2 separate regions of the Mus musculus genome follow, and region 1 is linked to region 2. A link is a loop called in an ENCODE intact Hi-C map of the cell type or tissue named here. Cell type or tissue: gastrocnemius. All regions are shown on one strand. Links, peaks and the distances in the headings refer to the core of each region. The heading gives the core; the rest is flanking DNA.

Region 1 (10,681 bases), core at 1,689-6,688, 63 kb before region 2:
TCCCAGACCCATACCTGGGATTACCCAGTCCCTGCTGACCTGCACAAGGTGGCCAGCCCTCACTGTGTCTGTTGACAGCAGTTCCCTCACAGTTCCCCAGATGCTGAGGGCCACCTTATTCCAGTCATGGACCTCAGAGGCCGTGGGCTTTCTATTCTCAGGCGACCATGGTTTAAAATGAAGATGGGAGCTGGGACTATAGCTCAGATGGTTAAACTATTTGCCTAGCATGCACAAGGCCCTGGGTTCAATTCCCAGTACCACATAAACTGGATATGATAGGTATGCCTATAATCCCAGTGTCAGAAATTAAGGTCATCTTCAACTATATTCAAGGTCAAGGCCAACCTGGGCTACATGAGACACTCTACATCTTCAAAGAGAAAAATGGAGGCTGGAGAGCTGGCTCATCAGTTAAGATATAGTGCCCTCTTCTGGCCACTGTGGGTATTGCACTCATATGATACATATACATGCCCAGAGAGAGGCACACAAAAATAATCTGAGGAATTATGACATTGCTAATGGTTGGGGCCAGTTAGAGGCCCTGTGCGTTATAGGATATAGAGTGACATCTTGATTCATCACATGCTCTAGTATGGTAACTAAAGATGTCACTCACTTGGTGTTTCCTAGCAGGGGAGGGGGTACACAGAGTAAACTTGTTTTCTGTGGTAAACAAACCATCCTGTCTTCCTGTCCTTGTCTCTGAGTCCAGTCCCCTCCTTGTATGAATGCCAATCACATAGGACTCAAGGCTCTTCCTTCTGTACAAACCTATCTTGGTTGTTTGGTTGTTTTCCTGTCCTAGGGATGGGTCGCAGGGCCTTATACACACTTGGCGTGTACTGTAGCCCTGAGATACACCATAATCCTCAAATGTACGTCTATTAACTATATTATCACGAACCAACCCATTTTCACACAACCACTGCCTGAGGTTCTGGGGGCAGGTGCACAGATCTGCTGAGCTGTGTCCAGCAAGTAGCTCCAGGGCAGGAAGGAGGTGAAGCAGCCCAGGCAGCCTGGAAGGGTGGGCTCGTTTCAGGTGTATTGACTGGGAGCTGGGCATGAGATCTCTGGGGCCCCATTGCCCATTCTGCACCTTATAACTGAGACCTGTTGGTCATGGGGTAGACGTGGGGGTTCACTCATGCAGATCACAGTCTCCTGTGGCTCTAAGATCCAAGATTCAGAGGGCTTCCCTGATGACCACTGGGCTGTTACTAGAACCTCTGGTGGGCCCTACTTGAAATCCAAAGCCCATGCTGTGCTTTAGAGGGTAGCAGGCTACCTATTCTGTGGCATTGGTGCTGTGTGGGCAGCTGTGAGGTGGAGGAAGGAGCAGGCAGGGTACAGAGAGTTTCACTGAGACCTGAGGGCTGCTAAGAACACAGGAGACCTGCAGGTCTGGGTGGCTTACTGAAGATGGACAGAGGTATACCCAAGCAAACATGCAGAGGGTTGTTAGCCTGGAGTTTCTGTTGTCCTACCCTCTAATGCCCAGCTGTCAAACAGAAGCAGTCCAGGTAAGGTAGGCATCATGCTTGCTGGCATGACAGAATTTACCTTCTCATTCTCGTCCTGGCTTGTCCTGACACCCTCCCCTCCCCTCCCCTCCCCTCCCCTCCCCTCCCCTCCCCTTCCTTCCCCCCTCCACTCCCCTCCCCTCCCCTTCCTTCCCCCCTCCCCTCCCCTCCCCTCTCCCCCTCCCCTCCCCTTCCGGGAACAGTGAATGCAGAGGGACCTGGGCAGGAGGAACCCAGGGAGCCAACCGCAGCAGGGATGGTTAGACACTATTCCCAGCTTGTGGTACAGAGTTCTCAGTTTACTGAGCAGAGGTTTCTCAAGTCCCTGAACTCTTAGTTGCAACGGCACAGCACCCGTGGGCCCCTGTAGCTCAGCATCCGCCTTGGAGCCTGGACCACATGTTCAACACAAGGTCCAGGCAAGCATCTGTCTGTCTGTCTGTCTGTCTGCTTATTGACTCCCGTGAAGTCAGCAGGTGCAAGCCACCTGTACCCCCTCCTACAGGGAAACATGATACCCACCTATTCTGCACCCATAGCTCCTGCTGGATTGGATGGGCAGCCTTGGTCTCTGGCTGGGCACGAGGCAGGGGTTAGGGGTTAGGGTTTTTTTTGGTTTTGTTTTGTTTTGTTTTTTCAGTTTTACTGAGATCTAGTTCATATACTGTGAAGTCTCTCCTCCATTCCTTGGCAACAGGGCTGTAGCTCAGGCTGGCCTGGACCTGCCAATCCCCCTGCCTTGATCTCAGCCATGCTTGCATTGCTGATAGCGTCGTCACACCCAGCCTTCAGCATCGTGTTTGCCGGTCTCACCACGGCAGCATGTCTAACAGCTTTGTCCCTGTTTATGGCTCAGTAATACTCCACTGCGTGTAGCAGCACGCTTGTCTCTAGTTCTCAATCACTGTCTCTGGGGCGTAGGGTGGACACAGGTTTTCAGTTCTCTAAGCACTGAGGTTTTTAACTTGCTCACTTCCTGATAGAAGAGTTCCTGCTGACCCCGGGGAACACCGAGTATAGCGACAAGCTGGCTGCAGAAGTCCCATCGACACCACACACTGGACATTACCCAAGTCATACCCAAGTCATCACAAGGGCCATCCGCCTGCGTCTTTTAAAAACCCTGAGTTCCCACATCCCACCCAGGCACGCAGGCTCATGTAGCCCAGGCTGGCCCTGGGCTCGCTATGGTTGCTGAGGTGATCTTGATTTCCCAATCCTCCTGCCTCCACCTCATGATTGCTGGACTTACAGGATTATGCCCCCACGCTCATTCTGTGTGGTGAAGGGGAGTGAAGCCAGAGCTTCATGTAAACGTGGGTCAGTCAGGCAACCACTACAAAACTCCATTGTCTCTGACCTGCTCCACGGCTACTGCCCCTCCCTAAAGAGGAACATTCTCCTCTCCGTCCTGGAGACCCAGTAGGACCCGCCACCGCTGCCGCCTCCCTGGCTACCCACAGTAGATGACACAGCACAGTAGCAGTCCTCTGCTCTGTGTCCAATTACTCTCCCTGGGGACCTGAGGACCAATCTGCTGAGGTGACACTCCCACAGCAGGTGCAGTGGGGGAGGGGGGCGCCAAGGCCCCAAGGGAGAGCGGGACTGGGTGGGATGGGTGAGTCTGCCAGGCAGCTGGAGAGTCCCCCAGTCGGATTTTTCTGCTAGACACCCATTGGGAACGCCCCTCTTCCACCACCATTTTCAGCTTAAAGCCAAGAGCTCTCTCCACCTGCCCCTATAGTCCTGAAATAACCATCAGGTCAGCAGCTGGACTCCATGCTGAGCCAGCACTTGAGGGTGGGGGTGGGGGTGTGTGCAGGCAGAAACCACAGCCCAAGGTCCCCTCCCTGGATGACACTGCCAGAGTCCCTGCTCAGGTTTCAGTTTTAGTTTGTAACCTTCCCTGTTTCCCCGCTAAGCTGACTGCCTCAGATCTCAGCATCTGATTCATCTCTCAGGTCTGCTGGGTCCAGCTGCTCCTGACATTGGCTCTTCTTGAAACAGCCAGACCTCTCTCCTTTTTCCCATGGTTCCATTCAGAGGCAGCTGAAGAGAGCCAGACTTCCCAGGTCCAAATTCAGGCTCTGCACGGGCTCAGCCAGTGTGGCAGGTTTTCTTAGTCTGTAATATGCAGGCCAGAGTGCCCCCCTTCTTTTTGGATCTTTCACCAAGGATAAACCATGTATGAGCTACAGTTGGCTGCAGTGGAAAGAGGGAGTCTTGTGTCTCACAGAGAGGAAGAGGCAGAGGGGTAGGATGTGCCAGGAGGGTTTTGAGGGGTGTGTGGGAGTTTCTTGGATGCAGGCAGAAGAAAGTCAATCCGGTTCAAAGGGACCTTGTCAAGAACTGAAGTCAGTGGATTCTCCCCTGTGCTGAGGGACCATAGATGTTGCAAGAATCACAGAAAAGGCACAACAGGACACACCCACACACCCACTGGGTGCATGATTTGTGGCAGACTGAGACTGTGTTGTCCCCAAGGCAACACAGCTGGAAATAACACAGTTGGGATATGCTGTGGCCCTCTTCCCCTATGTCCCCATCCTTAGCTCTCTGTAGAGCATATCTGTGGGCCACTCTGGTCCTTGTCCCTACTTGGACTGGCGTCTCAAAACCCGGCCCTGGTGGGGCCATAACTGTCCAGCCTTGAGGTCCTAGGCAGGAAGGCTGTGGCTGCTCAGCCCGCCTCTCCGTTCCCAGCACAGATGGTTACGAAAGGCCTTTGTAAATGTTTCATGTTGGCTGCTGCTCCTACCCTGCTAGAGGATTGCCAGAACCTGCTAGAACCTGCCAGAGCACAGTGTCTGTGCCTGTGCCCAGCTCTGTCAGGTGAGAGAGAATATACGCACGACACGGTCTCTGCTCAGCCCCCGCTAGGATCCAGGATCAGCCCCATGCGGCTCCTGTGGCCTGGCACACTCCCCCTGCCTCCGCCCTGGGGCACACAGGCCACTGTCCCTACCTAGGAGCCTGGCACGGCTCCAGCTCCAGTTCCCTCCCACCTGGCAGGTCTTGGGGGATCCAGTGTCTCCGAGGCAGTGGGATGAGACCTGGGGCTGCCTGACTGCACACCTGAGAAGTCACTGGCAAAAGTGTCCCCTTAATTAACCGAGAGAGCAGCCAGTCCCCGAGTAATCTACCAGCAGGAGTCGGTGGCGGCTGCACTGTAAGTAAGGGTGCTATTGTGTGTGAATAATTCAGACCTCAGGGACGGGCCTCTGCTCCTGCCCTCCTGCCCGCAGCCTGCAGTTGCCTGGTGCCTCCCACGGCGCTCCGTAGCCTGTGCACCCAGGCGGCATGTGGGAGGGATACTGGACCCTAGCTATACCAACTTTCAAATGGGCAAACAGTCCTTAGAGAGATAGGACCTCCCTGGGGCTGCAGGGGACCCTTGGGCTCTTCTTCTGCATTGGGTGAAGCAGATCTGGATCCTGTGGGAGGAAGAGTGGCCACGAGCTGCGTAAGAAAGGCCGCTGGTGATGACCCGCTCAGCCAACTTATGGGTCATCACCGAGTGTCACCTGCCACAGTCCCCCGGCCTCAGACCTTGCTGAACCCAAAGTTCCTGTTTCTGCTTCTAATCTAGATATGAGTTAGCAGAGAGTTGAGGCAGGAGGATGGCTGGCCATACGTTTCAGGGCAGTCTGGGTTGATTATAGAGTGAATGGGAGGCCAACATGTCTGCACACCTGTCACTCACAGACAGAACCTGGCACCCTGGTAACAGAGACCACCGCTGTCTGTGTGCCACAACTGTTAAATATGACTGCTCACTTGGCACATGTTCATTTCCACGGATGGGGAAACAGAGGCACGAGCGGCTGAATAACCATGCTGAGCCACACAACTGAGTCAGGCCGGGAAGTTGGCTTCTCTGGCTCAGGGCCTCATGGCCCTACCCTGCTGCCCGGGTGGCCCTTTCCTGATTTCTTCTTCATCCCACAGAAGAGTTATGAGTGTGGGAACATGTGTGTATTTTAAGTATGTGTGTGTATGTGTGGGTGTGAGAGAGACAGAGAATTGTAGGGGGGGCATGAGAGGTGTGTGTGTGTGTGTGTGTGTGTGTGTGTGTGTGTGTGCATACAATAGACCAGAGGCCGTGATTTGGAGAGCGGGTGCACCCGGCCCCTTCCTTTCTTCACAATCCTGGGGATGGGGTATCTGCTGGCCCAAGCAGACCTTCAGGGAAGGGGCTCAAACTCCAGGGAAAACCGCCTTGGGGGAGGGGGACTAGTGCAGAGATGGAAAAGGCAGTCTCACCAGTCCGCCATCCCTTGAGGGTGGCATCAGGGTTCCCAGGAGCGAGGCGACCCAATTACAAGAGCAATTAAGGGTACGCTGACGCACAGCCAGCAGCCGCGGTGCCCACCTCGAGAGTGACAAGCCAGCCCGGCGGGCTGTGCGCGTTTTAATCCAGGGAAGGCTCCAGTGTTAATGGTGCGAGCAGGGCTCATTAGCTGTAATCCATCTGTCCTTAATGCGGTGGTGCAGGCACAGCCTGCGGGAGGCAGGCAGCCCTTGCAGGAGCTGCTGGCTGCAGGCAGGCAGGGCTGAGGAGGGGCTATATCCATAGCAGGGTGGGGCTTGCCCCTCCTCCTTACTCAGAAAATGAAGTAGACGCAGGGTCGAGGTTAGAGGGAAAGGTCGAGGTCCGCGGGAAAGGGCTCTTGCTCCTCTGTATCACTCTGACTGTGGAAACCTGGCCCAGAACCTTCCTTCTGGGTGACTGTGAGCAAGTTGCCTTCCTTTTCTGGGCCTGTGATGCATTCTGGGAAAACAAATGAGCCCAGAACATGGAATGTGTAGGTGGCGTCTCTCCCTTGACCCAGGCCGTTCTCCCCCTTATTTACAGAGGTAGGGTGGAGTAGATGCTGTTTAGAATGTTCCAGACGTGTGTCTGACAAGTGTGATCCCTGAGTTTCTTGGAACTCTGTGCATAGGGATTGCTAGTGGCACCTCCGCTGGGGAATACCAGGACTGCCAGCTCTCCTCCAGACTTCCTGCTCTTCTCCAGGGTCCTGGTACTGCCTGGGTCGTGTTGAAAGCATCTTGGGGATGGAAAGATGTCTCTGCAGCTAAGAGCGCTGGCTGCTCTTGCAGAGGACCAGAGTTCCCAGCATGGTGGATTGCAGCCATCTGTAACTCCAATTCCAGGTCATCTGAAGCCTTTTTTTTCCGACCTCTGCGTGTGTGCTAGGCCTGCACAGGGCGCGGGCGCACGTGCGCACGCGCGCGCGCACACACACACACACACACACACAGGCAGGTAAAATACCGTGTACCTAATATAAATAAGTGGACAGACAAATGGCGAAGAACCTCACGAGGAAGATGTTGGGTTGTAAATCAAAGATCCTGGCAGCTACCAGCTGCTACAAGAGGCAGAGAGGTGCCTCTCCTCGTGTATGGGCCCACCATGCCCAGGGCTCCAGAATCCCAGGCTTGGGATCCAGGAGGGAAGTTGTGTGGATGGTGGTCATTACCATGCTAGCCTCAGCAGACAGTTGATGAGCTGGTAGCTCTGGCCAGCCTTCACCTTCTGGCACTAGCCTAGCTCCTTAGAGCAGGTGGCAGACCAAAACTCCCACCACCTGAGGATTCTGGAACAAACCTGCACCAGCCACCAGGAGTCTGTGCACACATCTGAGTGGCCTGTGAGCTAGGGGATCTAACTAACAGGGCCATATCTGTCACTGACTGTTGCTGCCCCCTGCTTTGGCCTTGGTTTCCCAGAGGGAACATGGGGTGGGACAAGAGCGCCCACTGTGCCCCTTCTCAGAGCTGGAATCAGGAACCAGCCTCCCAGGTTCTGGCCATCGCAGACAAGAGGCATCTGGGCTGGAAGATGGTGTGGGAGGCTGTCGCCATGGTGACGCCTCCTCCCCGGGCCTGCTCCCTCACCCACTGGCTCTTCCTGCCTCCCCAAAGGTGCCTAGCAGACACAGAGAGGCACCCCACTGGATGCTACAGCCACCCCAGCAGTGACCCAGAACTAGGCTGGGGGAGTTGTCGCCGCCCGGCTCAGCCTCCTGGCACCGTATCCATCAATAGTGGGGCAGGCTCTGCGCAGTAATAGCGCAGGGCCTGCCGGGCAATTGATTTCAATCATTTTATAGAGAACCTATGTAAAATAAAAGGCCTTTAATCACATTTGTATCCATTTCCAGGCTCGGTAAATCAATTTGAATTGAGCTGGGTGCCATGGCCACAGCTGATTAGCGTGTGTATATATGGTCAGATGAATGGCACCCAGCCTGCGGGTGGGGGTGCAGCCATTACTGCCTGACACCCGCCCACGACAGGCCAGGTCCTCTCCTCCCTCTGGTGCCGAGTCTTTGTCCTGGTAGTCCCTGAGGCTGGCCTCTTCCTGGCAGCTCCCGTGACTGGAAGGGCCATTAGCTATGCCCCTGAAGTCCACGAAGCTAGCCTCCTCATGATGCTGTCCCTTGTGGGAGCTTCCCAGGGTCACCCTTAATGTGAGTGTCCATCCAAGCCCCTCTGAGAATAACTTGAGATTGGGGGCTTCTCTCAGGTTCCTTGGTTCCCCGTGGATAGCATGGCTTTTGCTTCCTGGAACTTGGGGGCCTCTATGGGCATCCTGTGTCCTGGGGATGAGGAGTGAGCCCAGAGCTACAGTGAGAAGAAGGGGTGAGAGACACGGGTGCTCTGAGGTCAAAGCGAAGGCTGGACCAGGTGGCAAAGGGCACCGGTAGTCTTAGGAGAGGGCATTGCAGGTGGCTGTGAGCCAGGATTGGAGGCGGCTGGGGCATGATCCCAGAGCAAGTATCTGAGGGCAGTGCTCTGGGCAAAGGGCACAGAACGAGAACAAAGGCCACACTAGCCTACACTGCAGATAAGTGAAGTTCAGAAGGTCCATGCTGGGGCATGGAAGAGGGACAGGAAGGCAGGGCTGAGCTAGAGGAGAGGAAATGACAGAGGAAGGGGAAGGCAGGGCTGGGCCACATGGACTGCATACAGACCACTTGTAGGGACTACGATGTGGAAGCTTATGCCAAATAAACCATTTCGCCCTCAGCTTGTTTCGGATCATGATGTTTCATATCAGTAACAGCGGCAGAGGTTACTGAGCCCGACTGAATGAAGCCTGGGCCAGGTCCCTTTCTCAGGAGATGCAGTTGCTGGTGACCTTTGGAGGTTTAGCGGTGGCATTGTCCATGCTGGCCTCTCCCAAATGAGTAGGAGCTGCCTCCATCACCTTGTCCCCATGCATGTCCAAGACTGTTCTGAGCACCCCAGGAGAGGGGGGGTTGCTTCTGCTTCCCAGGGACCCCCAGATTAGGAAGCAGGTCCTGAGCCTGAAGAACAGGCCCATTAGCCATGCCCAGTGGCCACACCCAGTTGCCACACCTGCCCAGTGCCAGTCACACCTGGCTGAGCCTGAATTGACTTGCTTTTCCTGCTCTTTAGAATAGGCTTTAATGGGACCTTGAGGGTAGGTTTGTTTGATCTATAAATAAACTGGAGTCTGGCGACCCAGCCCAGTGCTGCTGGCTGAGAGCCACCGAGGCAGCCTGCACAACCACCCCAGGGTCCATCTCTGGCACAACATTCCAGCAGATCTCACCCGTGTCCCCTCCATTTGGAACCCTTCCCCTGTCACATTGTACCTGTCTTTCTGGGGATTGAAGCAATACAGTTGTCATCACAGGCATACCACGTGCCCTCCCCATCCCTAGGGCATCTGTCCTGTTAACAGACAGGTGGCTTAACAGGTAGGTTCTTGACTGTCCCATTGAACAGATGGGAAACAGAAGCCTGGGCAACATGCCTGAGGCTACACAGAGCTAAGGCTTGAACCCAGGTATGTTCCAGATAAGATGCCTGTCCCTGTGGGTGTCACAGACCCCCTGGAGTCTGTCACTGATGAGTGATGATGATTCAGAGGGCTCCTGAGCCTGCCTGCTCTCCCTGGAGCTGCCTGTCATGGTGCTGAGCAAAGCCATGGGCTCTGTGTCGCGTGGTCACCCAGCAAATAGAGAGACACCTGGCAGGAATCCATGAGGGTGCTTTATGTCCATCAGGGTGGGGAAAACGAAAAACTATGACAGCCCTGATGGTGGGATGTACCAGAAAGCCGGGGGAGCCTGCTGAAGGGATAGTGACCTGCAGGAAGGAACCCAGCGAGAGGGCTGGTGTAAGCAAGCTTCCCCCTCACTTGGCTTCTTCTCAGGAAGCTACCAGAATCAGTTCTTCGGGTTACCTTGACCTGTGACCCCAAAGCAAACACTTAATTGTTTTAAAACGTTGTTTTTTTAAATGTGTCGCAAGTAAAAAAACATAACATGGAAATTACCCAGACCCAACGACGGGACCAGGCTTGAACTCTGCAGTTAGCACGGACATTCAGAATGGAAGCCGTGGAACCTCACATTGGATTTGAAGCATTCACTATGGAATATATATATATATGTATGTGTGTGTGTGTGTGTGTGTGTGTGTGTGTGTGTATGTATATGTATATGTATATATATACACACACACATATATATACACATATACATACATATATATACATACACCCCCCACCCCCCATATATATATTTTGTTTGTTTGTTTGTTTGTTTTGTTTTGTTTTGTTTTTTGTTTTTCGAGACAGGATTTCTCTGGGTAGCCCTGGCTGTCCTGGAACTCACTTTGTAGACCAGGTGCTGGGATTAAAGGCATGCGCCACCACCACCCGGCTTATGGAATATATTTTATGCACTTATCCATACCAAAAAACACAACAGAAATTTGATGACATGTACATTTGTTTGCATATATGTGTGTGTTGTTGGCTGGATTCTGCACTTGAGGGACAACACAAGTTTACTCTCCTGAGACTGTCATATCACTTACTGTATGTTTACAAATCATCTGTGCTCCTGAACAACGTATGACCTTATTTTTCTTTAGAGTTGAATAGTATTCCATTTATACACACCAACCCCTCGTTCTTCATTCATCTGTTAATGGACTAAGTTGACTCCAACTCTCTGTCAGCCTGAATAAAGCTACAATTAACAGGTGCTTAAACAGCGTGTTCTTCCCTGTGGCTAGGCCAGGCCCAGACCCTTCCTGTTCCGTGTAGCCCCAGGTGCCTCTTGATGAACTTGGCTTTTGAATTCTGTCTCTGTCCTTGTACCATC
Region 2 (10,681 bases), core at 2,282-7,281:
GCTTTTGGTTTCTCGAGACAGGGTTTCTCTGTGCCCCTGATTGTCCTAGAACTCGCTCTGTAGACCAGGCTGGCCTTGAACTCAAGAGATCTGCCTGCCTCTGCCTCTGCCTCTGCCTCCTGAGGGCTAAGATTAAAGGCGTGGGCCATCATTTCCTAGTTGACCCGAAATTTTGGAGCTGTCAACTAGCCCAGGTGCATGGAAGTACAGAGGAGAAATCCCAGAGGATTGCCTTGTCCAGAGGCACCTGTAGTTTCGAGAGATCTATGGGGGTGTAGAGAGCCAGGATTCGGCACTGGGTGGCTAGAGCCCCCCTCACTCCCCCAAAAAAGAGAAGATGTTAGCGTAGTGGGATCGGAAGGTCCTGAGGCACCAGGGATGGTATGGCTGTCGGGGAGTGGGGGGAAATAGGTATGCAGCCGGACAGCTGGAGAGTAGCGCATGCGTACTGGGGCCGATAAGTATGGCGCAGGACAGGTGAAGAGCAGCGCATGCGTACTGAGGCCATCCCTACCGTAGATCCTCTGGCTGCTGGGTGACCCATGTAGAGGAGACCACCATGGCTCTGGGTGGCTGCTCTGTGGAGCGGAGCCATGCCAGTTGGAGACCGTCCGTGGGGCTATGAGGTCCACTCATGGCTGTCTTGCCTGGTGACCTTGTTTCTGCACCTTTGGGAACTGGAGGGTGGTAGAGTGGTAGTAGGGGGTTAGAGGGTGTCTGAGGGTCTGCAGCTTGTTCGAGGTCAGTCCGCTGCAGCGCTGCCTAAGCACAGAGCCTAGTGGGAGTCAGGGCTGAGTACCTGCTACCTTCTTGGATGTGTTACTCTGGGCAGGTTACTTAACCTCTCTGTTTCCTTGTGTGTTTCCCATGTGTACTCGGGGCCAGCCGTGCCACCATGTAAGGTTGTTTGTCCTGAGCATTGGTGAGTGCACATGCAGGAACCAAGGATGAAATGCTCTGGAATGGAAGGAAGTCTGCATTCTCCTTGGAGTATGTATGAGTTCTCAACTGTGGCTTCAGGCCGGTGTCAGAGCAGAGGCCCGCCCCAGGTTGGTGCTGGAAGGAAGGCATTACTTATGGACTCCTGCAGGATGCCAAGGAGCCCAGGCTCTCAAAATGGTCACCAGTGACAAGTCCTAGATACGATAATAGTTCACTCTGGAGACCCATACTGGCCTGTGGCCCACACCAGCAGATCTCAAGTCTTCTGGGATAGAAAGTTTTTCTGGCTGGATCGTCCCCAGGGAGAAGGTTATAGGGTACTAGATTCTTCTAAAAGCTTTTGCCTCTTGCCCCCCCTGAAGGCTCCAGCCTCACCCAGCAGCAATGGAGCCCCAGGCAGACGGCACCTCATCTCCGACCAGGCCTCCTTTGAACTGGCCCCCAACGCCGCCCACCCCCTTGTCACTCTGGCTTGTAATTCATTCAGGATTAGCTCCCAGGCCTCTCGTGGGCCTAACTTCTGTTGTCTTGGAAACCGTGTCAACCGTTTGCTGGTTTCTGTGATTATCTGACAAGAGAAGGGGGGGTGCAGCAGGGACATGAAAGAGCGTAAGGGGAGACAGCATGGGTCTTAATGGAGCTCTCTGCGGAGGCCTGGGAGGCACGGAGGGGATGAGGTGCCCTCAGGCCTACAGCTGTGTGCCAGGGGCTCCCGGTGGGGGCTCTCACCACTTCCTGCCACTCTGGGGAGCTGAGAGAATCACCCCCTCACCTCACCTCACCTTTATTTCCTCTATCTCAGATCCTCTGAGGCCCAGAGACAAGGTGCTATTCTCTTCTCCCACCTCTCTGCTGGGAAAGTTCCCTTGTGGGCTTCTCCAGACACAGCAACACTGGGAGGCTGGGGGAGGCGGGTACCACCACTTGAGAGGAAGCTGAGTGTGTAGACCATAAGCCCACCCCAGGATGCTGGGAACTGGACGCCAGATGGGGTCAGGATGGCACCAGTGTGCCATTGTGGGCTGGCCTAGGGCCTTCTGTGCCTGACATTGCAGCCACAACTAAAAGATGAGAGGGGCACTTGTCTTGTGAAGGGCCCTCTTCTCCCCCTCCCCCGTCCCCCCATTGGCTCTGGCTACAGGCGACGACAGTCTCAGTGGTCCCAGATGAAGCACCCTCTTCCATGGGGTTCTCAGTGTGGTCTGGGATTCCTCACAGCCTCTGATGTCATGGCAGGGGCTGTGGTGGCTTATGCAGAGAAGAGGCCCCATGACCCCCTGCCTCCCAGGGCCTGGCCTCAGATATCAGGGCCTCTTCCACGCCACACTCAGTCCGTTAGCAGAGAGGGAGGAGCCCCACCAGGCTGGGCTCAGCTGGAAGGAATCCATCCCTTGATAGGGTGGGAACCACGCTGAAGAGAAGATAGGATGGAGATGTGGAAGCTGCCAGTTGGGAGGATAGTCAGCCTGTCTCTTGCAAGCTCTTCGGAAAGCCAGGTAGGAGGCCTGACCTCTGGGACTGGGACTAGACTCTGTCCTCTAGGGAGCCTGCCTTTGGGGTTTCCAGACAGTCTAGGTTGTGGGCCTAGAGCAGTCTTGGATCTCAGTGTGGAAGCTGGAAAGTCCTGCCTTGAGGGTTTACAGTGGGCCTGTGTAGCTGCCCCTTGAAGGTGGTGTGAGGGTCTGCACACAAGAGCCCAGCTCTGGTCACAGGAAGAGCAGCCCCTCCCTGGAGTGAGGGGCCGGTTAGATGCCTTTGGGGGGAGCCGCTAATGAGCCACATCTGATTTTTTATGAACCTCCCTGGTAAATTATTAATTTGGGCCAGAAATGAAAGTGTGGAATCGGATAAGCTCATGAATATTCATGGCCGAATCGAGCACGGGTTGATCAGTGGCTGGAGCGGCCAGCCAGGCTCCTGACCCAGATACAGGGCAGAGCTCTGGGAGCCTCCCCTCCCCCTGCTCGGGTTGTAGGTGGGGCTGGTGACTCACAACTCACACACAGTAGTGTCTCACGCTGGAATGACAGGAGCAGAAGTCTGAGGCCCCTGCCGCTAGTCAGAGCCATGCCTCCCCATTTCTAGATGAGGGTCCCCTCAGAGGAAGACCTTTGGGTCTGGGAAACTGATGTTAGGGCCACTGGGCCCTCCTACCTAAGTGTATTCTGCTAGGCTACTGTAGTAGCCAGTTGGCATCTCAGGCTGCTCCAACCAGACCGCTTCCTCTTACCTTGCCTGGCAACTCTGCCCAAAGGCCAGGTCTAGGGAGGGCTGCTTGGCTCTGACCTGCTACCTGGTTACACCTCTGTGCAGACTGTTTTCCTCACCAGGCCTCAAGGCTCAGCCCTGTTAGATGCTGCTTCTCCCCAGGCCCAGGTCTGTGAAAGTGGGACTCTTGGAGGACTCCATGAATTCAGAAACCAGATCTGGTTTTTTGTTGTTGTTCTTTTGTGGTTTTTGTTTTGTTGTTGTTGTTGTTGTTGTTGTTGTTTGTTATTTTTGTTTGTCTGGTTTGGTTTTTTTTCAAGACAGGGTTTCTCTGTGTAGCCCTGGCTGTCCTGGAACTCACTCTGTAGACCAGGCTGGCCTCAAACTCAGAAATCCACCTGCCTCTGCCTCGCAAGTGCTGGGATTAAAGGCGTGCGCCACCACACCCAGCAGAAACCAGATCTATTTTGTCGAATTCTTTTTGACACTTATTTTGTGCTGGGGGTGGGATGGGGTGGGTTTCCAGCCACCAGGCACCTGTGAAGGTCAAAGGACAACTTGCAGGAGTGTGTCCTCACCTTTCACAGTATGGGTCTCTGGGGTCTCTGGGTCCCTGCATTGAAACTTGGACCGTCAGGCTCGACATGAACCTTTCTCTGCGGAACCATCTGCTCCCCTGGCCCAAGAGTTCGGCTTTTGTTTTTGTATTTGTTTATTAGACAGGGTGTTATTTTTGCAACCTAGGCTGCCCTCAAATTTTCCATCCTCCTGCCTCAGCCTCCTGACTACTGAGATCACAGGCCTGCATCCCCAACTCCTGGGTAGCAGACTAGGATCTGGATCTGCAGATCCCCTGTTGGAAGGGCTTGGGCAAGTTGTTTGCTAAACTTCTTGTTTGCTAAACTGCTGTCTCCTACTTAGGATGTGGAAAGCTGGTTTGTTTGTTTAAAGCCCTGAAGGAGACCTCGTGTAGTGGCACAGGACTGTGATCTCAGGATGTGGGAAGCTGAGGCAGGAATTATTTCTGTGATGGCTGTCCGGCTGAGCTGGGGAGTACTCACAGCCTCACAGGCTGGCGCCTGTTATCCAGCCTGTTGTGGCCCCGGGCACCTCAGGGCCACCTTAGACTGTGTGGCTTTCTATTCCTCTCGGTACAGGCTTTGCCCCTCCCTAGGCCTGGGCAGGCTCCCTGTGGGTAGAACCAAGGAGTTTCCCCCTAAACCTCAGGTGGGGAGGGAGCCTGCAGAAGAGAGGGAGGTGTCTGGTGGTCCACTGTGAGCTGTGGCCTGGAGTTCACAGGCCAAGCTGGCCTCTGACCTAGAAAACCTGTCCGGAGAGGCAGCTCCCAGGCCAGATGGGGTTAAAGGTCAGTTCTGGGGCCTCTTCAGGGCCAGGGAGCTCTGAAGGTCTTGGTCATTGGTCAGTGTGACTGGCAAGGACTGTGGCCTTGGGAATATCCTCCGGGCCCAGAGTATGGGGAGAACTGCCTCCAGAACCTCACCTTTGGCCTTCCCTTGGCCTTGCCGATGACTGTGGCCGGCATCCACCTGCCCTGCAGGGTCAAGGGCAACAGAAGGGATTTTATTGGAAGCACAGAAACCAGCAAGTCCACTCGTTGGCTTTTTATCCAGAGTCAGAAGCCTTTGACTCAAGGCTCTGTCACCTCCAGGATGCCAGGGTGCAGAGGGGGCAGCCAGCCAGCAGGTTGGACCGGTGCGGTGAGCCGAGTGGGCAGGATGCTAAGCAAACAGCCACCAGGCAGCAGTGTCCCTGGCCTGGCTGGAAAGAGACATTTGTGCTTGGCAGCTGCCAGCCAGTTCTCGACACCTGGCTGTGCCAGGCCCAGGCAGGGGGAAGGAGTGAAAGTTAGTCATAGGTCTTGCCTCCTAGGCTGCAAGTTCCCTGGGCTGGATCCTGGGATGTTCCTGACTCCAGCCTAGAGCAAACCGGGAGGCCTTCCTGCAGGAGGTGGTACCCCATGCAGCTAATGAGTGTGGACTGGGTGTTTAAAGGGGTCACATGGGGACAGAGAGTGGTTTGCCTCTCAGGTGTCACAGCTGGGCTGGGTGCTTAGAAGGACCCTGTATCTTGCTAAAAAAAAGGCTCCAGGGAGCTGTGCCTTATGTAGTAAGGACTTACTCCTGAGCCCCCACCGGTAGGCACCCTTCCCAGGCCTCGCCCTAGGAGCAGAGCTAGATCTGCGTTGTTACCTGAGACCCAGCACCTGGCTTCATGTCCGAAGCTTTGGAAGCTTGTCATGTGCCACATGTGCATGTCATGTGCTTGTCATGTGCTTCTTGTTTCTGAGTTGGATGGTGGCTGCCAAGCTGGCCAGCGCAGTTAGAGATCAAGACCCCAGTCACTAGGAAGTATACAGAAGGCAGTGCTGGTCTCAGCCCTGGGGCAGGTGCAGACACTGGAGCTAAGGGTTCCTAGAGCTATTGGAACCTTAAGGAGACTCTGCTGAGCCTGAGCGCCTGGGTGTGTGTGTGTGTGTGTGTGTGTGTGTGTGTGTGTGTGTGTGTAAGGGTTCCTAGAGCTATTGGGACCTTAAGGAGACTGTGCTGAGCCTGAGCGCCTGGTGTGTGTGTGTGTGTGTATGTGTGTGTGTGTGTGTGTGTGTGTGTGTGTGTGTGTGTGTGTGTATAAGGGTTCCTAGAGCTATTGGGACCTTAAGGAGACTCTGCTGAGCCTGAGCGCCTGGTGTGTGTGTGTGTGTGTGTGTGTGTGTGTGTGTGTGTTCCTAGAGCTATTGGGACCTTAAGGAGACTCTGCTGAACCTGAGCGCCTGGTGTGCGTGTGCGTGTGCGTGTGTGTGTGTGTGTGTGTGTAAGTAAGGGTTCCTAGAGCTATTGGGACCTTAAGGAGACTCTGCTGAGCCTGAGCACCTGGTGGGTGTGTGTGTGTGTGTGTGTGTGTGTGTGTGTGTGTGTGTGTAAGTAAGGGTTCCTAGAGCTATTGGGACCTTAAGGAGACTCTGCTGAGCCTGAGGCTGGTGTGTATGTGTGTGTGTGTGTGTGTGTGTGTGTGTGTGTGTACACATACCAGGAACCTGACAGTAAACACTGGAGGGATTTGCAGGGACAGATCAGAGGTTACAGAGCCTGGCAGGTCCTCCCTGCAGGGGCAGGTCACTGTCAGTGGAACATGTTGAGAGCCTGGGGACACCGTGGAGGTACCCGTCCACAAAATGAGGAAATAAGGTTGGGTGTGGGCAGGAACCCCCAAGGGAGATAGTTTCTTTAAGGAAGGGGTAGGCCCACTGTTGTGAGTGGGTCGGCTTTGCCTCTTCCAGGTGGCCCCTCCCCCTCCTCTCCAGAGTAGGTTTGAGGCAACAGAGCTGGAAAGAGACCCCCAGCAGGGGTTCCCCAGTGCAGTAGCCCCTCCGCAATGCCATAGGATAGGTGCTAATAAGGTCCCAAAGGGGGACCCACGGGTCAGTGGAACATTCTGGGTGGGAAAAAAAATACAGGATGAAGACCTAAGGCATCCCAGGAGAGGAGGGTGGGATAACAGCCTAGAAGTGGGGAGGTGGGGGTAGGGGTGTTACCTGTGTGGGCTGGGGGTGTGGGGAAGATGTTTATACTTATGGGGGACTTGGATTGTAGATGGCGACTGGAGGGGTGGCTTCTGTGGATTCATTCATCTAACCTTAGCCTCACACTGAAGAAGAAAGTGTGCAGAGACTGAGCTGTCCGGGACAGGTTGTACAACCAGTCAGTCAGTGGTAGGGCAGGGTTTAAATTGTGCTGGTCAGATTGCAGATGCCTTTTCTAGCCTCTCAGCTTTCTTACCCCCACTACTGCAGGGTCCTGACCCCAAATGCATGGGCTCTCCGAATCCCTTTTTTCACGCATGGCCCAGAGCTCCATCTCCGTGGTGGGACACAAGTCCACCGAGATACTGACTCCTCTCTTGGCTCCCATGAGCCCACGTATGGCAGGCAGGCCTTGTGTGGACAGGGTTCATTTCTTCGAGTTGTGGGCCTTAGAGGCTGGTTCTCAGGGTCATTAAAAGATGCCATGTTCTGTCTGAGCCTCGTTGTCCCCGTAGCACAGTGGAGCCTCATACCAGCTGGGCGTGATGATGGCTTAACTCAGGCACTCAGAGATAGGTGAATCTCTGAGTTCAAGGCCAGCATGGTCTACAGAGTGAGTTCCAGAACAGCCAAGGGTACACAGAGAAACCCTGTCTGGAAAAACAATACAAACTTTGTGAATTCTGGGGTGTTCGATGGCTGTGTTCAGCACAGGCCCAAGACCAGAGCAGGTGGCCCAGAGGTAGCAGCTTCTGTCCCCCAGGAGACAAGGTTTCACTGTGTAGCCCTGGCTGTCCTGGACCTTGTATGTAGATCAGGCTGGCCTCAAACTCACAGAGATCCAGCTGCCTCTGCTCCTGAGTACCAGGAATAAAGACACCTGGCAGGTTGTGCACTTTTTTTTTTTTTTAAGATTTTATTTTATTATTATATCTAAGTACACACTGTTACACTGTAGCTGTCTTCAGACACACCAGAAGAGGGCATCAGATCACATTACAGATGGTTGTGGGCCACCATATGGTTTCTGGGGATTGAACTCATGACCTTTGGAAGAGCAGTCAGTGCTCTTAATCACTGAGCCATCTCTCCAGCCCCAGGTTGTGCACTTCTTGTCCGTAAGGGTCTGTGTGTTTCTGGGATGGAAATTTGGGAGAAATTATTCCTGTCAGAATTCCACCCATAGAAAAGAGACCACAGTAGGGACAGTGGGTGTTAGAGCCACTGTGTTCTCATCTCACAGTAGGGCAGGCCCAGCACCAAGCAGAAACAGGACCTCCATGGTCTCAGCCTCCCTTGAGCATAGTCTGGAAGAGACCATCCCACCTTGGTAGCACGGGAAGGCCCTGCCTCCCTCTGCCCGCTGTGACAGGCAGGCCCCAAGCTGAGTTGTTCTTGGAGGATGTCCAGCTGGTCAGAGAGCTGGCCTGGCTGCACTCCTTTGAGAGAGGAAGCTATCAAGGGCCGGCCATGGGAGTTGTAAGGATAAATGGCTCTCCCTAGCAGGCAGCCAGAACGCCTCTCTCCTGGCTAAGGAAGAACCAGGCCTGTGAAGGGCCCAGTGCCCACTATTCAGCTATAGCCCAGAGATGGAAAACCACTTGCCCGGGGGGTCACACAGCACTTGGAGGCCGGAGTACAACCAGGAATGCTCCTGGCAGCAGCTGTGCATGTTAGCAGCTCAGACATCCTTACTGCCCCTGTCACAACCCTGCTGTGCTTATCCTGGAAGCCACAGCCACCCAACCCATGAGCTGTCTCTTGTCTCTCCTCGACTGGACAAGGCCCAGGGGTCAAGTCGCAGGCGTGGCTGTGGCCTAGAGAGGAGGCCCAAGTTACACACCCCTCTCCGGACTACTGCGCTGATGCTAAAGGGTGCCTTTGAACAGTGCATACCCAGGCAGCTGCCCTCTTATGGCTTGGCTTGGATTGGAAGGGTTCGCTCCACCCCCAACCCCTAACCCCACCCCCCACCCCACCTCAGACCCCTTGGTGAGCCCCGCCCCCCAACACCACCGTAGAGCTCCCAGGGGTGGCTCAGCTGCCGCCAGGGTGAGCGGGAGCGTCCTGAGTTGTGGTCCCCCACCCCCGCAGTTCCTTGTGTCTGCTCTTGCTCTGCCCACCCCAGTGCTCCTGCGGGTGCAGTAAGCTTGGCCTGAGCCCCCAGCAGGCCGCGGTCCCCTTACCCTGCCAGCCAGTTGCTGGTCTTAAAGGTTAATCCCCACTCTGTAGCTGGATCCCAGCCCCTCCCGCCGCAGCCCTTTCCGCCCCAGTTAATTAAATCCGCTCGGCTATTGTCAGAAGAGAAACTCGGGTGTTTATTGCGCCTCCAGAATGTCAAAGGCTCGCACGGTTTGAAGACATGCTGGCAGGGAATAGCCCGAGCATATGTCTACGAGGCCGGGGGCAGCCAGGCCACTGCCACCTCCGCGACCTGCGGCTGCTGCTGCTCCGGCTGCCGCTAACTGCCTCCCAGACAGGCACTTGACAGGGCCTCATGTACCAGGAGAGCCCTGGCTGAGCCCCCGGGGAGATCAGCTCAGCTCATAAATATCCTGGTCCCTGAGACTGCTTCACCAAGAGGAATTTAAAACGCAGAGGAAGGAAATAAACACAGACCCTCCTCCTGCACCACAGGGTGGGGAGCCCCTTAGAAGACCCTGAGGGGGCGGCTTCCCCATCTCTCTCTTTCTCCCCTCCCCCGTATCCTTGTGTGTGTTCACGTTTTATTATTATTGGGCAGAAGCACATGGCTAATTGTGATTTTCCCCCCCTCGTGGAGTGGGGCGTGAGATGGATGCGTTCATTTTATAGGGATTTTTTTGTTGTTCTCCCCCCTAATAATAACGCTTTAAAGATGTTTGACATGTGTAACTAACAGCTGGTTTCCCGTTGTGGAAACTGGCCTTTTATTTCGAAGCAGGTTGAACTGTCATTAGTGGTATAATTAGGTGACTGTCAGCGTAGAGCAGAAAGCTGCTTAATTGTAGAGACGGCGTTGCGAGGGCTCCCGTCTTTTCATGGCTATATTTGTTTTAGCTGTTTGAATTTTCATTGTATTTTGGCATTTGGTATGTTGCCTCCGTTTTGTTGGGGTTTTCTTCTCTTCCTGTTTTTAGTGCGTCTGACAGCTGTGTTCATGAGCGCCTGGTCCTGAGGACAGCCGGATCCACGCAGGCGGCAGTACCAGAGCCAGGACGCTGGTCCTGTACTCCCGGGCCCAGGTTGGAGCCAGGAACAAGGCCAAGTGAAGGCCGGCCACTGGCACAGACCTGACCTCCCCAAAAGGCCACCTGAGGATTTTATCCCTCGGCACAGGGTGTTGGAAGGCAGCATTACAGTGTGAGTTGCTAATATGTAGTGAGGCTGGGGGTTGCTGGGTGGCCCCCCAGCTCCTGCTGTGCCCGCCATTGTGCAGGGTCTTTGATGGAACCAGAGTTTGAAAACAACCTGGCTCTATGAAATCTACAGTGCTGTCTTTACAACGTAAAAGCTGGGTTTACCTCTGTCACCTTTTGCCTGGCCCTGAGCCGAGCTAGCTACAGGTGCAGTTTGCTCCCCAGTGCTACCTTGGGACTCCTTCTCAGATCTGGGTGCTGTGTGGGTCTAGGGAACTGTATTGGGTCTTGGATGTTAAACATGTACTGAGAGGTACTTTGTGGGGTACTATGCAGAGTCTGGGGTGCTGTGCAGAGTCTGGGGTTCTGTGTAGGGTCTGGGGTTCTGTGCAGGGTCTGGGGTGCTGTGCAGGGTCTGGGGTGCTGTGCAGGGTCTGGGGTGCTGTGCAGGGTGTGTCTGCTCTGTGTTAGGAAGGATGTAGGAAGTATCTGTCTGACCCCTGCTGGACGGTTGCACACTTTCCCTGGGAGCCAAGGTGCCTTGCGGTGGGTGGCATCTGTCACTGAGAGGCATGCCACAGGAATCACAGCTGCCCTAATGTTCCTCAGGCCTTTCCCTGACCACAGGAGGTCCCAGGTGAAGGACCTCAATGTC

The links. A loop is a pair of places that touch in the nucleus more often than their neighbours do. Peaks named below come from ENCODE experiments on the same cell type or tissue, not always from the same donor. Only the 100,000 strongest peaks of a DNase experiment are listed, where the experiment ranks them.
Region 1: it touches region 2 in a loop (1.9-fold over the local background); 1 of 42 quality-filtered maps calls a loop at or near these places.

What each region holds. Positions count from the first base shown.
Region 1 is chr8:120,433,501-120,444,181 of GRCm38, forward strand. It overlaps a transcript of Gse1 not described here. Among named protein-coding and RNA genes, the nearest start is that of Gm51556, 52 kb to the right of the region's middle. In gastrocnemius, for the core only: no CTCF peak of the experiment used is centred there; DNase peaks (open chromatin) are centred at 4,371 and 5,951; H3K4me3 peaks cover 528 bases; H3K27ac peaks cover 3,295 bases.
Region 2 is chr8:120,496,213-120,506,893 of GRCm38, forward strand. It overlaps a transcript of Gse1 not described here. Among named protein-coding and RNA genes, the nearest start is that of Gm51556, 11 kb to the left of the region's middle. In gastrocnemius, for the core only: a CTCF peak has its summit at 4,893; a DNase peak (open chromatin) is centred at 4,904; H3K4me3 peaks cover 1,052 bases; H3K27ac peaks cover 3,890 bases.